Regions from separate parts of the Homo sapiens genome. Here region 1 is linked to region 2. Evidence: chromatin loops called from intact Hi-C (ENCODE). Cell type or tissue: CD4-positive, alpha-beta T cell. All regions are shown on one strand. Links, peaks and the distances in the headings refer to the core of each region. The heading gives the core; the rest is flanking DNA.

Region 1 (5,000 bases), core at 1-5,000, 260 kb after region 2:
GCATGCTAACCAAAAGAATGCTGGTTTGACTGTATTAATATTACATAACACAGCTTTTATATCAAAGAATATTACCAGGGATAATTTCATAATGATAAATATGTCAGTTCATTAAAAGGACAATAATCCTAAACGTTTATGCCCCTAATGACAGAGCTTCAAAATACATGATACAAAAAGTGGTAGAATTGCAAGGAGAGATGGACAAATTCACAATTATAGTTGGAGATTTCAATACCTCTTTCTTAATAATTGATAGAATAAGTAGACAGGAACTCAATGAAGAAACAGAAGACGAACACCACCATCAACTAACTTGACCTAATTGGCATCTATAATAGAATATTCCGGCCAGGCACGGTGGCTCACGCCCGTAATCTCAACACTTCGGGAGGCCGAGGTGGGTGGATCACCTGAGGTCAGGAGTTCAAAACCAACCTGGCCAACATAGCAAAACCCCATCTCTAATAAAAATACAAAATTATCTGGGCATGGTGGCGCATGCCTGTAATCCCAGCTACTTGGGAGGCTGAGGCAGGAGAATCGCTTGAACCTGGGAGGCAGAAGTTGCAGTGAGCTGAGATCGCGCCATTGCACTCCAGCCTGGGCAACAAGAGTGAAACTGTCTCAAAAAAAAAAAAAAAAGAACGCTCCACCCAACAACAGCAGAAGGTACATCCTTTTCAAGTGCACTCGGCACATTCACCCAGGTAGGTCACATTCTAGGCCAAGCTTGTCCAACCCGCGGCCCAGGAAGGCTTTGAATGCAGCCCAACACAAATTCGTAAACTTTCTTAAAACATTATGAGTTTTTTTATTTGTTTTTGTCTTTGTTTTTAGCTCATCAGCTATCGTTAGTGTTAGTGTATCTTATGTGTGGCCCAAGACAATTCTTCCAACGAGGCCCAGGGAAGCCAAACGATTGGACACCCTTGTTCTAGGCCATTAAGAAAACACCTCTCAAACTTCAAAGGATTCAAGTTATACAAAGTATGTTCTAGGTCTACAATGGAATTAAATTAGAAATCAAGAGCAGATCTCTGGAAAATCTCAAAATATTTGAAAACTAAATAACAAATTCAAACGTGTGGATCGAAGGGAAATCAAAAGGGGAATCAAAAAGGCATGGGAGGGAGAGCGAGCATTGTGTTCCTAACACAACAGTGTGCTTGCTCAGGCTGGCAGCTGGTAGTGGTGAGGGAGTAGGACGGGCCCCTGACAAGGCTGGAGGGGACAAAGGTGTACAAAGAGTGTACACTGAGGGCCTGCTACACGTAGGCTCTGTGCTGCCTCTTCTGCACACGGCGTCTCATTTACTTCCATTAATATTCTATCACATTCTAGTTCCACCAGGGACTAAGGATCCCGGGAGAGTGAGGGGTTGGTTCTGTTTCTGTGATCCACAACCTAACAACTCTGGCCTGGTCTCAGACACTGCAGCAGGGGTGTATGGGAAGGAGCTGCTGGAGGGGAAGGCTTGCTGTTTGCATGGGGACCTTGGTGTGCCCACCCTGCACACCCTCGCACTCACTACCTTGATTACAAGCAACATCAAGAGCTCCTTAAGGCAGGTCCCCTGAAGAGGGCATGTTTAACATAGATTAATGTGCGTTCTTGAAAATGATACTCTTCATTTCTTTAAAACATCTTACTCTGTAGCCTTTTCATTCATTCCAGCTGTTTTTCATTCATTCCATTCACATGAAACATCTAGAATCAGCATATCCACAAAATAGATTAGTGGTCACTGGGGGCAGAGGTTGGGGAGTGACTGCTAATGGGCACAGAATTTCTTTTTTGGAGTGATGGAAAGAATCTAAAATTAGACAGTGGTAATGGTGGTACAACTCTGTGAATATACTAAAAACCATTAAACTGTACATTCCAAGTGCGTGAGTTATATCTCAATAAAGCTGTTTTAAAAAACAAAGTCAAGGGTCCTTGCTGTCAGCTGATTCCTCCTCTGACTCCCTCTGAAGCCCACCCCAACAGGCCATCGACCTCTGGCCAAAGACGGATCCTCTGCCCAGAGAGAGGACAGAGTCTGGATCCAATTCTCCACTTTGTCCCTGGGCCTCAGGCCAGCGGTGTGTACACTGGTAACCTGGTTCATAATTTCTTTCATCAAGTGCCTCCCCTAGATTCACACTCTCCAATCTCAGTGTCGAGTCTATGACTATAATGGAGGAAGTGGGTCTGGAGAGAGGGTGGCACAGGGTGGAGAGTGTCTGACAGGTGCCCCTAGAAACGGGGCTGGCCTTCTGCTGTGCTATTCCATCCACCTGGATGCTTCTCCTCAAGCCCACAGGTCCCTCGCCTCACCTCACAATGCTGCTTCTGGTTTCCTCCACTGTGGTCTTCATCATCGCCCAGGGGTCTCCTTTCCTCATCTCTGTTCCCCAGGCTGGGCTAGGCATCCTTCCCAGGGGTACCCACAGTGCCCACCCACCCCTGTCATGAAACCACCTGGAATCACAAATGTCTATTTATTAGAGTCTCTCTCTGATTACACAGTGAGCTCCTCAACGGGAGATCCCATGTTATCCCTTCATCTTTCTATCCCCCGTGGGCCCTACAGAGTCCAGTATACAGGACACACTCAATAAATGGTTGCAAATACACAGCATAATTCCTTGTGTCTATACCTCCGTAATCATGAAGTCTGAGTGCTGCAATTTGCACTGCATCTGTCATTTCCTCTAAGGCCCAGGCTGGTCAGGAGTGCACTCGGGGAGTCCCCGGGATAGATATTGAGGGCACATGTCTGGAAACAGGCTACCCTGGCCATGGTCTCTTTGGGGGACCTCAGGCAGAGATAACAGCCACCCCCATCTGTGGTTGGTGACAGTGGCCTGTGAAGGCAGAGGAGCACCTAAGCATCCTGTACACGGGCCCCTTCTGCCCCCTGGTGTCACTGTGGGGAAAGGCAGTGGGGCCCCCTGGAAGCTAGAGGAGGAAGGCTCAGTAGGTCCCCAAGTTCCTGATTCCTGGTAGAGCCACACAGGAACCCCAGGCTGCTGAGGACTCGGTGGGTAGGGACTGAGCAAGGGGAGAGGCCCACAGCCCAGCCACATATGGGCAGGCAAAACAGCAAAGGCCTGGATCCCTGATTTCGTCCCTTCCCTCCCTGCCACAAACACTCACGGTGTCTGATCTGGGTGGATTCAGGGCTGGGGGCCTGGTGGGTCTGGGGAACGTGATGGTGAGTGGCAAGGGCAGCTCTTGGCAGTGCTGCCGTTTGTTAGTGTGGAGCTGACAGGCATGTTGGCCGCACCAGGACCTCCTGGGTGGGGGCTCAGAACTGCTCAAGAAGGAAGGGCTCCAGAGGTAGGTAGGAGGAGCTGGCTACAAGCCCCAAAAGAATAAGATGGGCAGAGCGGTTTTAAATAAGACAGAATATGAGATTCCAATAAACAAGGCCAACCCAAGGGAGTAGAGTTACATTTTGAGAGTGAGTTTGAAAAGCAGAGAAATGACAAAAGCGATCCCTGCATTGAGCAGATTCCAACAGGGCAGGATGGCAGGAGAGCAAACCCAAACGGGTACGTGTTCCTCTATGGGATGCCAGCGCCACAGCAGGAACTGCTGTGTGGCCCAATGTGTCTCCTAGCTGGGCTCTCCTGCTCTGGGCCCTCCTCATCCCTCAGCCTCAAGCCCCTCGAGGGCACCCAGTGGACCAAACACACAAGGGACTATTAGATGTTTCTGCAAAGACTTCACAGAACTCTTGTTTCACATGACTTCAGCTAGCTTTTCCCTATCTTGATCCTTGCAATTCTTGCAAAATGGAGATTTCTGCAGTCATATTCCCAGACTAGGATCCATTTTCAGCTCCAGTCCAGCAGGCCCAACGGCTTTTACCATTTCTTTCACTCAGAATGATTCAAATGGAACTTGTGTTTCCATGCAAACCATCTCTCCCTCCCATATCCCTCTACACCCTTTCTCTGCAGAGATGCAGGCATCAAATTCAGACCTCAGGCATGGGTCTCCCTTCTCCTTGCCCCATACTGAATCAGCCACCCATGGAGCCCTGCCCAACCTCTGTCCCTGTGGTCTGGATTCCACCTCATCCTTTCCACTTTGGCTTCAACCCCCTGATCTACACCAGTGGTTCTCAACCTTGGCTGCTCATTGGAATCACTTGGAGATGTCTGGATCCCACCCCTAGAGACTCTAATTTGCAGCCAAGGTTGAGAACAACAGTCCGGGCACTGTCAACATTCCATGCCTAGAATGTCTTAGGAATTTATAAACTGGTACCTGCCACCAAGATTTCAAGCTCGACCACCCAAGTGACATTGGGGTTGTCTCTACTGACACCTTTCCGGGTTGAGATGCACCCTAAGCTAAAAACTAGAGGAAGAGAGGTCACCACCTCCCAAGGTGATCCATTCCTGCTTTGCACAGCTCTATTAGAAAATGATCCTTAAATTGAGTCATACGTCTGTATTCCTCTTTCACCTACCCATCTATCCCAAGGGCAGACTGTACCTGTTTCACACAGGTGTGACCTTCAGACATTTGAGAACAGCTTTCCAGAACTTCTGGGTCTTTCTCTCCCCAAACTGGACAAGGCCCAGGTGCTCTGCCTTCTCTGCATGATACTGCCCAGAACATTCCAAGTGAGGCCTGCCCAGCAGAGGATAGGATGGCCACTGCCCTGCTTTGAGAAAGGCCTGCCCAAGTACCCAGATGTGTGTGTAAGGAGCCCACAGGCAGGGAGCCCAGCCTTACCTTACACTGATCCAGCGGTGTGTCCTCGGCCTCCTGGAAGACCACACTGAAGGAGATGCTCTTGGGGTCAGAGGAGAAGACCCAGCTGATGGTGAGGCCTGCCTCGGCCACAGTGATGGGGATCAGGCTGTAGGTGCTGGACCTCACAAACAGCTCCCTGCTACCCTCCCCGAAGCTGGCGATCTCATCCACTGTGAGGGGTACTTTGATCCTAAAATAAAAATACAGAGAGGGACCTGATTGACTGGGCAAAGTGTTTGTGT
Region 2 (10,964 bases), core at 3,072-8,071:
TAGAGGTGATCTTCGCCCTATTACACAAAACGTTGATTTCCAGCTCAGATTCCTTAGAACTTGCTAACCCCATTCCTGGAACCAAAGTGCTGTTTGCTGTGTTCTCCATACATTGGATCAGAAGCCTAAGCTCTGGAAGTCCTGCGCCGTTTCCTGGTGGCCTCCTAGCTCCCTCTAGGGGCCCCATCCGCAACTGCAGCCCCACCTTCTTTCCTCTCTTGAGGAATGAGTTTACCCTGCGGGAATTCCGAGAAGGAAGAGGCGAAAGTGGGGAGCTCCACAAGTAAAGATTTGGACTTTGTGATCAGACAGTGTGTGAATAGTTTTGCTTACTGGTTGAGCAAGCTTCTCTTAGGTGGGCTGTCTTTTTTTTTTTTTTTTTTTTTTTTTCCCGAGACGGAGTCTCTCTCTGTCATAAAGGCTAGAGTGCAATGGCGCGATCTTAGCTTCCTGCAGCCTCCGCCTCCCAGGTTCAAGCGATTCTCCTACCGCGGCCTCCCAAGTAGCTAGGATTATAGGCGCGTGCCACCATGCCAAGCTAATTTTTGTATTTTTAGTGGAGATGAGGTTTCGCCATGTTGGCCAGGCTGGTCTCGAACTCGTGATCTCAAGTGGTCCAACAGCCTCAGCCTCCCAGAGTGCTGGGATCACAGGCGTGAGCCACCGCGCCCGGCCAGGTGGGCTGTTTGTGTTCCTCGTCACCTTGTTCCTGGGGAGGGACAGAGGGCAGCAGATCAGCTGTCACCCAGGTAGGTGTCCGACGTGGGAAAAGTATGGGAAAGATACTCTAGTTAGTTCTCATTTTCTTTTCTAAAACTTCGAGTTCTCTGGAGTCCCTTTATAGAGAGAAAGTTTAAGTAACTGAAATTAATTTCCATGGCTGTCAAGGGGGTTCTGATGATGATCCCTGAGATCACCCAGCTGTAGGTAGACATTCTTGGTACCTTAGTTTAGCAGAGTCAGAAAATACTGCGAACGTTCAAGGATGGGGACCTTCTAGAAGAGAGGGCAACAGTAACTTTGAGGGGAGGACAAGAGAGCAGCTTTGGAGACCTAAAGAGTTGTGGCCTTCTATGTAAGTCCTATTATCCCTTCCATGCACCCCCACCCACATTCCCCTACTCCATTAAACTTTGTTTCAGGTTATAAAAATAATGCATAATTATTGCAGGAAAAAATGGTAATTGAAAATCACCTATTTCTTACACTCAAAGATAATGACTTAAAATTTGGTGTACATCTTATGTGTATGAGTGTACACATAATTTTGTCATCATATATGTGAGTGTGTTCATAACTGTAACCCACATACTTATATACTTCCTTTAAAATATTTTAAGTATTTTTCCCTGTCAATAAATATTTTTTTGAAAACACAATCTTTTTATGGCTGCATAATATTCCAACATGTATATGGGTTATCATTTAATAGGAATTGGACATTTGATGCTCATTTTTAGCAAGCTATTATAAATCTGAGATGACGATTTCTGGAACTAGGATAAATTCCTGAAATAGAATTTTTGGGGAGAAAATATCTGAACTTTGTAAATTCTACTGACATTTAATACAAATTTCTCTCCTAAGAGCTTGTTTTAGCTTCTGCTATCCCTTGCAGAGTGTGAACAAGTATCTGTTTGTCTGTGTCATTACTAACACTGGGGTTATCATTCTTTTTAAGCTTTGCTAGTCTGATAGGTAAAGCATAGGGTTTTTTGTTGTTGTTTGTTTTTGGAGAGACAGAGTCTCACTCTATTGCCCAGGCTGGCGTGCACAGACGTGATCTCAGCTCACTGCAGTCTCAACCTCTAGGCACAAGTGATCCTCCTAGCTCAGCCTCCTAAGTAGCTGGGACTACAGGCGTGCCCCACTACACCTAGCTAACTTTTTTATTATTTGTAGAGATGGGATCTTGCTGTGTTGCCTAGGCTGGTCTTGAGCTCCTGGGTTCAAGTGATCCTCCCACCTTGGCCTCCCAAAGTGTTGGAATTACAGGTGTGAGCCACTGTGCCTGGCAGCAATATTTTTTAAATCATGAGGAAAGCTAAAGATTTTATTTTATAGTTATTGATCATTCATACTTATTTTGTGGTTTGTCTGCCTATTCTTTACCCATTTTTTATATAGGACTGTTACTTGAGTTATTTTCATATTAGAGTTACATCCTTTTCTGTCATACAGTATAGATGTTTGCTCTAGTTTGTTATTGCCTTTTCGTTTACGGTGTTTCACCTAAGTGTGTGTGTGTGTGTGTGTGTGTGCGCGTGTAAAACCTACTGGAAGGTACTATGGGAAATAATCCTTATTTACCTGTCACCCAGAATGCACAGACATTTTTACATTATAGTTTTGGTTTGATATTTTTTATAAAGGAAATTAAATATATAAAAATTGTGTGTGTATTTTAAAACCTACTGGAAAGTACTATAGGAAATAATCCTTATTTACCTATCACCCAGAATGCACAGACATTTTTACATTGTAGCTTTGATTCTGTATTTTTATAAAGGAAATAAAATATTATATAAAAATTGGAATCATCTTGATTCCTTTTCCCATCCTCTCCCTTCCTTCCCTAGGGCAGCTGCCATTATGAATTGAAATTTTCCTACTGTTACCATATATACTATTGTCAATAAAAAACATACAGTACTAGTTTACAGTACTAGTTTGTGGCCGGGCATGGTGGCTCACACCTGTAATCCCAGCACTTTGGGAGGCCGAGGTGGGTGGATCACCTGAGGTCAGGAGTTCGAGACCAGCCTGGCCACCATCTCTACTAAAAATACAAAAATTAGCCGGGTATGGTGGTGAGTGCCTGTAATCCCAGTTGCTTGGGAGGCTGAGGCAGGAGAATCACTTGAACCTGGGAGGCAGAGGCTGCAGTGAACCAAGATCGTGCCACTGCACTCCAGCCTGGGCGACACAGCGAGACTCCGTCTCAAAAAAAAAAAACAAAACAGTACTAGTTTGTGTATGTGTGTGTGCGCACTCTCAAACTTACACATATACGATCATTGGTATATCTTCAGGCATTTTGCCTTATTTGCACTGGTGTTCAGTTCAATTAATAATGATATGCATAGATCTAGCCCTTTCATTTTGACTGCTGTCTGGTATTACATCCAGTAAATACAGCTCCAGTTTCTTCGTCTATTTATCAATTCTCATATCTAGTGAACACTGAAGACGCTTCTAGTTTTTCCATAACAACGTTGCCGTGAACATCCATACATGTCTGTCCTCATGCATGTTTGGGTAATCTTCTCAAGGGGCAACCTTAGAAGTGTGTTGTGGATTATGTGTATTTTCAGATCTATTGGCCCTTGACAAATTGTTCCCAAGTAGTCATCCCAGTTGATGATACTCCCACCAGTGTGAAAGGGCTCCTCTTGTCCCACACCTTCCAAGACATGCTATTAGATTTAGTAATTTTTGCCAATCTATGAAAGTGAGATAGAATCTCATTGTGGTTTTAGTTTGCATTATCCTGATTGTTGATAGGATAGAACATCTTTTTATTATAGATATTGGGGTTATGATTAATAATCCTGGTTATTCCTAAGGTATAACAGGTTTTCTATTCTATGCACTTTCTCTTCCTGCCCTTTGCTCATTTCCCCATTGGATTATTTATCTTTTTCTTATTAATTGGTGTTCTTTGTGTCTTAGGTACTAATACTATTTTAATTTATTTTATTTATTTATTTTTGAGACAGAGTCTTGCTCTGTTGCCCAGTCTTGACTCACTGCAATCTCCACCTCCTGGGTTCAAGTGATTCTTCTGCCTCAGACTCCCAAGTAGTGCGTGGCACCATGCCTGGCTAATTTTTTTTTTTTTTTTTTTTGAGACAGAGTCTCCCTCTGTCACCCAGGCTGGAGTGCAGTGGCATGATCTCGGCTCACTGCAACCTCCGCCTCCTAGGTGCAGGCGATTCTCCTGCCTCAGTCTCCCAAGTAGCTGGGGTTACAGGTGCATGCCACCATGCCCAGCTCTTTTTTGTATTTTTAGTAGAGATGGGGTTTCACCATATTGGCCAGGCTGATCTCGAACTCCTGACCTCAGGTGATCCACCTGCCTCAGCCTCCCAAAGTGCTGGCACTACAGGCTTGAGCCACTGTGCCCGGCCAATTTTTGTACCTTTTGTAGAGACAAAGTTTCACCATGTTGGCCAGGCTGGTCCCAAACTCCTGACCTCAAGTGATCCTCCCGTGTCAGCCTCCCAAAATGCTGGGACTACAGACGTGAACAACTGTGCCCGGCCAGATACTAATAGCATTTTATATGTGCTTTGGCCATCTTCTGATCCATGGCTTACTCTTCCTTTTTTCTTTAACTCAACATGTACTGCACTCTGTTAGAGTATTGCCAAAGCTTCCCCTCCAAGTATGAAGCTGACTTAGCTATATCTTCAAGGAATGTAGCATATACTCAGAGTATTAAAAAGTCCTACAGGAACCTACAGGAGGGCTGGGGGAAACATTCAGACAACACTAGATCTGGTAGCAACGACCACCACAGCAAAGAAGATGGATTTGTAGTTAAAGTTACTTCCTTTTTTATGCCTTTTCCGCTGCGTTGATGCTTTCAGGGTCCTCTCTGAGGTCTGAGGAATGTTCTTTGACAGTCTTGTCGCTATCTGCCTTGCGCTGCTTTGCCTCCTGTGGGCGTCACCAGGCGAGGGCAGCCAGTGTTCGTCTGGCGGGTTTCTCTGTATCTCGGGCACTGTTTGTGACAATGATGATTTTACTTTCATTTTGTGGGCTGGCCCCAAAGGGCTTGGTTTAACTTTTTGCAGAGAGTTCATTCAGTTTCTGAAACCCCCACATTGCCTGTTGAGTATGTGTTGAGCCTAGCACTGGAAATGCCCTCAGATCTGTGAATACTGCCAAGTAGGGGATCCCGGGACACCCTCTGCTGACCTTGAGCTCACAGCCCCATTGTGTTTTCCATAAGAGATGAGAGGGACTGATAAAGGATGTTTACCTGTGTTAGCCTTATGGAAGCAAGAGTTCCATCCAAGGAATCAGGGTGCTTTGAACTTTTCCCACTCCCGCCTACTCGTTTTAGGTCAAGAGAAACAAAAATATCCTTCCAACAATGTGTGTTTTCTACAGTTTAGGTGAGAAAAAGATAGGAAAATAATAGTTAACCAATGTATAGGACTCTCCTGATAGGCGGTCACAATGGTCCTGGAGCATATGTCCAAGGTGACTGTCATAAATGCCTGTGGGAAACTGCATCTTCACAAGAGACTGTTGCTTGGATGCCCCCTTGTGTTGCCTCTGCTGTCCTGCCACCAAATGCTTTGCTGGCATCTTTCCAAGCAGATAGGAGGTGCTGGAAGGTGAGCGTAGGATGACTTCCAAGTCAGCCCTTGAGTCTTTTTGCCAAATAGCACCTGCCAGGGCACCCTTCCTCCCGGCCTCAGCCTGCCTGCCTCTCGCCGAGGGCCACGGCATCTTTTAGGAACTGGAAAGTGTCATTGACAGTTGGCGGTTTTTACGTGTTTATTTCTGCCTAAAGATTTTGCTTTTCACTTTTCACTTTTTCCACTGCATATTAAAATTTTTCTTTTTTTACCCTGTGTTTGTGATTTTTTCCTTAGGCCGGAAGCTGAGAGGAAAAGCCTTTTATTTTGTCAACGGCAAAGTGTTTTGTGAAGAAGACTTCCTGGTGAGTGTGTCACCGAAGCCTCCCCTTGCATGTCCTGGCCAGAGTCAGAGGGCAGGGGCCTGGGGGGACCTGGGCCAGCGTGTAGGGAAGCTGCACTGCTGGAGAGAGGGGCCCTGCCTTTCCTTCTGTAGATACTTGGGGGTGGCCATGTTCCTGAGGCCAATGGCAAACCACACAGCTTTGTACTTTGAAGGAACTGTGGGGTCACTTGGCTATCCTCTTGCTGCTTTCTGCAGTTCTGCCTCTTCCACCACCCTGGACTCCTCCTCTTAGACCACTGGACTGGGACCTGGGCTCTCTTCTTCTCATCCCACTCTCTCTGGGGATCTAGCTTCTCCCATGGACTGGAAGTCCATCCATGTGCCAGTGGCTCCCAGACCTGAGCTCTAGCCCTGCCGCACCTCTGAGGCCAGCTGCTGGCATCCCACTGGCCCCTGGGCTGTGTCCCAACCCCTCACGTACCAGCCCCTCACCATATTTCTGTGAAGCAGAAAAATCTTACCTTGCCTTGGGTCCTGATCTGTGAGAATTGCCTCCTAGGTTTGTCCTCAACCCCACCTCCTTGAACGCAGCCAGGCGTTGAACTCTGTGCTGCCATGTCTTCCACAATTCTGCCTCCGTTCATACCTCCGGCATGGCTCAGCCAGGCTAGCTTAACGGCCTCCGCACACCCGCATCAAGAGGCCTTATAGGGCATAAACCTGGCCTGCTTGGTCCCAGCATGTGCAGGGTACAAAGCACACTCAGAAGCTCTCCGAGGTCTGGAATCCCCAGCTGCCCACACCTATGCAACCTCATGCCTTCGTGCCTTTGCTTGGGCCATTTCCCCTGCTTGCAATGTCTTGCCCCTTTATTTTCCCAGATCCCCCCAACAGCCTTCCTGTCCCTCCTGCACCCACAATGGAGGAGCTCTTCTGTGCTGCCACCATGCCCAGGGCCTGCCCTGGCAGGGCTGTGGGCTGTTAGCCCTGAGCAGTATGTCTGCTTACAAGTCTCTCCTCCATTGACTGAAAGCTTCCAGGATAGAAAGAACATGCGTCTTCACCTTCACACCTGCAGATTCTAACAAGATGCCATGCAGACTGGGTGCTTGGTAGTTGGTGGTTGAAATGACTCTGTCATCTCAGGGATGAGGAATGTGAGATGCAGAGATGGGCTCAGGGCCAGCTTCTCCCTGCCTTCCCTTGAGAAAAGCTCTATTTGGTTTTCACTGAAAAGTTGATTCATTATGATTCCTGTTGGCCAGAAACAGACTAGCAAACCCAAACGGGCTTAAGTAAAAAGGAAATTATTCCAGCAGTGCCTCAGGAGTCATTTTCTCCACAGTTTTTGGCCGTGTATCTCAGTGTTAGCTTCAGTCTCAGGTCCTATGTGATGGCCAGATGTTGGGAGGACCCCAGAGTTTACATTCTCTCAGTTTCACATCCGATGGGCAAGAGTGCCAGTCCCTCCTTCGGAATCCTCCACAGACGTCTGATGGAGTCTCATTGGCTCTTACTGGGCCACATGCCCACGCCTGGAAAAAGTAACAGTGCTGGAGGAATGCAAGGCTCTGATGGGCCAGATCTGTCAATGCCCTGCCTGGGCCCTGGCATGGAGCCAGCCCACATGGTGATGGGAGCCACGTGGTGTGGAGCTGGGGGCTGGATCTCAAATGAAAATAGAGAGCTATTACCCCCAGAATGGGGCGTAGGTGCCAGACAACAGAAACCTCCACCACATGGTGTAGAGTTGCAGAAAGTTTCCCTTTTTTGTTTTTCCCAGCTTCCTTTCATAAGGTTTCCCCCAGTTAAGTTGTGTTTGTAATACCCAAACTTCTAGTCTAGCGTGTAGCATCTAGTATGTTTTTTGAAGAGAGCACCTCATGTCTTTCAAGACTGTGTGTGTGTATGTGTTTAGGTAAGATAAGGTAAGGTAAAGTAGATATTTATTAAGTTTCTTTGAAGCTAACTATAAAAGGCATTAGCTTTTTAACCAGAACCGGAGTTGAATTTGATTTCTGTCCTTACCCTTTGTTGGCTGTGTGACCTTGAAAAGTTCACTTAACCTCTCTGAGCTGCCCTCTGCTTCTATTTGAGGATTCTGGGTAATAATGTAGACCTTGCAGAATTGTTGTAAGCATTAGAGTGATGGTTTCAGAATCCCCTGAAAGGCTTGTGAAAACACAGATTGCCAGAACCCACCCCCTGAGTTTCCAAATCAGTAGGTCTGGAGTGGAGCCCAAGGATTTGCATTTTTTACAAGCTTTCAAGTGATGCCAGGGAACTGCTCTTTGAGAACCACTGAGATGGGATTAAAGCATCTCTATATACAGTCCCTTACATAGAGCCTGGCATGCTGTGGGTGCCCAGACACAGTCATTGTTAGAGTGAGTGGTACTAGTATTTGTGATGGCTTTCGTGGCAGAGAATATTCTATGACTCAGCCCACAGCTGTGTTGTACTTGGGGATGACAGAATTCTGCACAGAGTGACACATCTTTCTGAGAAATTCCTTATAATCCTCTTGGCTGTTGGGGAAGTGGCTGATTCATCTTACCAGTCTGGGTTTAACTTTCTTTTCTTTTTCTTCTGCAGTACTCTGGTTTCCAGCAGTCGGCTGACAGGTGTTTTCTTTGTGGACATCTGATCATGGACATGGTGAGTAGGTCAGCCAAAGAAGAGAACAGCATCTCAGGTGGAGGAGGAGGTGTTCAGAGAAAAAAGAAATTAATAATTGAGGACAGTGTTTCTTATCTTGATTTGTGGTTACAGCTGGGCGCAGTGGCTCATGCCTGTAATCCCAGCACTTTGGGAGGCCGAGGCGGGCGGATCACGAGGTCAGGAGTTTGAGACCAACCAGCCTGGCCAATATGGTGAAACCTTGTCTCTACTAAAAATACAAAAATTTTCCGGGCGTGGTGGTGCATGCCTGTAGTCCCAGCTACTTGAGAGGCCAAGGCAGGAGAATTGTTTGAACCCTGGAGGCGGAGTTTGCAGTGAGCCAAGATCACGCCACTGCACTCCAGCCTGGGCAACAGAGTGAGACTCCACCTCAAAAAAAAAAAAAAAGTCCCTGTAAAGTACAGCTTGCTTGTTCTAATAGAACCCACATTGTTGGCTTTTATTGGAATTAACATCTTTAACCATCTAGAGCACACGCTATCATGTTTCCGATAATGCTTTCTCCTCCTCTGGGCTGTTTGAATCGCACTGGCCTCCCTCTGGCTTCTCTGTGATCCTTGTGGCATCCCAGGTGAGATGCTAAATACAGTCTGTTTTTACTGCAGAAATCTCAGCTACCTTGGAGTCAAATGCAGAAAGCCAGAGGAGCAAAGTTGTTTTTCTCCCTGTGTTATGCCCAGCTCACACCATTACGAAGATGAGTTTTTAGGGCCTGTCATTTAGTTCTGAGACAGCAGAGCAAGGACCAGGTTTTATACATTCCATTCTTTGCTCAGTCACTGGCTCTCTGAGGTTATTTTGGGCTTCAGGTCTTCAGTGGGGACAATTTTTCCCTAGAGGGTTAGGTTATGAGGTTAATGAATACAACATCAAATTGTTCACCATTGGAAACCAGCCTTTAAGAAGTTCTTTAATATACTGATCAGAGGAAATGATTATATAACATACTTTAAGTTGGAAACAGTTAAGTCCCTCTCTAAGCTGACTCATTAATTTCATTCTAGAGAAGATAATTTCTAATTATTAGTATTTTTAATTTTACCTTTTTATTGAGAAATAACTCATAGAGTAAAAGATACTAATCTTAAGTGTACATCTGAACGAGTTTTCACATGTGCATATACCCCTGTAACCACCACCCAGATCAAGATATAGAACACTTCCCAAACTCCAGAAAGTTCCTTCTTGTCTATTCCCACTCAAGACCCCACTCCCACAAAGGCAACCATTATTCCAACTTCTATTGCCAGAAATTCATTTTGCTGGTTTTGGAACTTCATATAAATAGAAACATATAGTATAGACTCTTTCAGGTCTTATTACATATGTTTTTGAGCTTCATCCATGCTGTTACCTGTATTGGTAGTTTATTGATTTGTATTGCTAAGTGGAATTCCATTGTATGGATATAGCACAATTTATTTCTCCATCTCATGTTGATGGGGATTTGGTGGTTTCTAGTTTTTTGCTATTTATGCATGAAGCTGCTGTGAATACTCTTGAACATGTCTTTGATGGACATAAACACTCATTTCTGCTGGTTATATGCTAATATTTATAAAACATCAGTGACCCACAGCCCTCCCCATTCGTGATGAATATCTGCTATCTCCCAGGCTTTGACAGACCTCAGCAGAGGTCTTAGCCCTATTAGAGCCATGTCCTCATTAGTAGCCAAGACCTCCCTGGGAAACGTGGCCCTTCCCCCATGCTCGCAGTGGGAGGTAGGCAGAAGCTACATATGCTTACCTCTCCTTCCCAGGTATCTTCTAGACTCTGTAGGGCTCTATTTCTTTAGCAGAATTTGCCTTTGTTTTTAGTGTCCTTCTGACAAACCTACTTCATATGAAGTCAACATGCTCTGAATTTATGAGTATGATTATACCCTATTCTTAGTTCTAGTAATCCTAAGACTTCTTTGGATAACCTCAGGGTATGTCATTTATCTATTGCTGCATGACAAACCACCCTAAAACTTTGTAGTTTAAAACAATAGTGATTTCTTATTTATCATCATGCTTCATGCTGTGGGTCAGGATTTAGGTCAGGGTTTAGCAGGCCAATTCTTCTGCTCTGTGTGGCATTGGCTGGGGTCTCCTACTTAACTTTGTTCAGCTGGTAGCACAGTTGAACTGGAACATCCAAGATGACCTCTCACCCTCCAGGCCCCTCTCCCTGTAGCCTCTAATCATTCAGTAGTCTAGTTCAGACTTCCTTACAGCAAGAGATAGGAAGTGGAAGCTACCAGTCTTCTTAAGCCTTTGACTCAGAAATCTCAGAACATTGTTTCTTCTGCTTTCTGTTAATTAAAGAAAGTCACAAAGCCAGTTCTGATTCAAGGGGAGGGGGAAATAGTCCCCATCTCTTGATGTGAGATCTCTACCATATGGGATAGTATGAAGTTGAAGCTTCAGTCTTTCAGGTCTTCCCTAGGACTTGAAAACTTTTAGTGAATGTCTAGACAGAACCCCAGCTGTCTAACTCTTTGTGTAAATTGTCTCTCTATATACCCTTTTGTTAATAGAGGGGTACATTCTGGGCTTGCAGGTTAGAACCAGGCATAGTCTCACATAAAAAAAGTATTACAGCTAGTCACAATGCAGCAAAATGGCATCTTTTTCTAA

Evidence for each region. Hi-C counts contacts between places; a loop is a spot of excess contacts. Peaks named below come from ENCODE experiments on the same cell type or tissue, not always from the same donor. Only the 100,000 strongest peaks of a DNase experiment are listed, where the experiment ranks them.
Region 1: it touches region 2 in a loop (4-fold over the local background); 4 of 110 quality-filtered maps call a loop at or near these places.

What each region holds. Positions count from the first base shown.
Region 1 is chr3:45,926,334-45,931,333 of GRCh38, forward strand. FYCO1 (FYVE and coiled-coil domain autophagy adaptor 1) reads right to left here. Exons shown (of 18, transcript NM_024513.4): 16 at 4,738-4,948. Among named protein-coding and RNA genes, the nearest start is that of CXCR6, 15 kb to the right of the region's middle. In CD4-positive, alpha-beta T cell, for the core only: CTCF peaks have their summits at 2,920 (motif pointing left) and 3,133; a DNase peak (open chromatin) is centred at 2,898.
Region 2 is chr3:45,660,041-45,671,004 of GRCh38, forward strand. It overlaps LIMD1 (LIM domain containing 1), which reads left to right. Exons shown (of 8, transcript NM_014240.3): 3 at 5,610-5,677; 4 at 8,254-8,316. Among named protein-coding and RNA genes, the nearest start is that of LIMD1-AS1, 23 kb to the right of the region's middle. In CD4-positive, alpha-beta T cell, for the core only: CTCF peaks have their summits at 5,278 (motif pointing left) and 5,484; DNase peaks (open chromatin) are centred at 4,711 and 5,311; H3K4me3 peaks cover 1,408 bases; H3K27ac peaks cover 1,863 bases.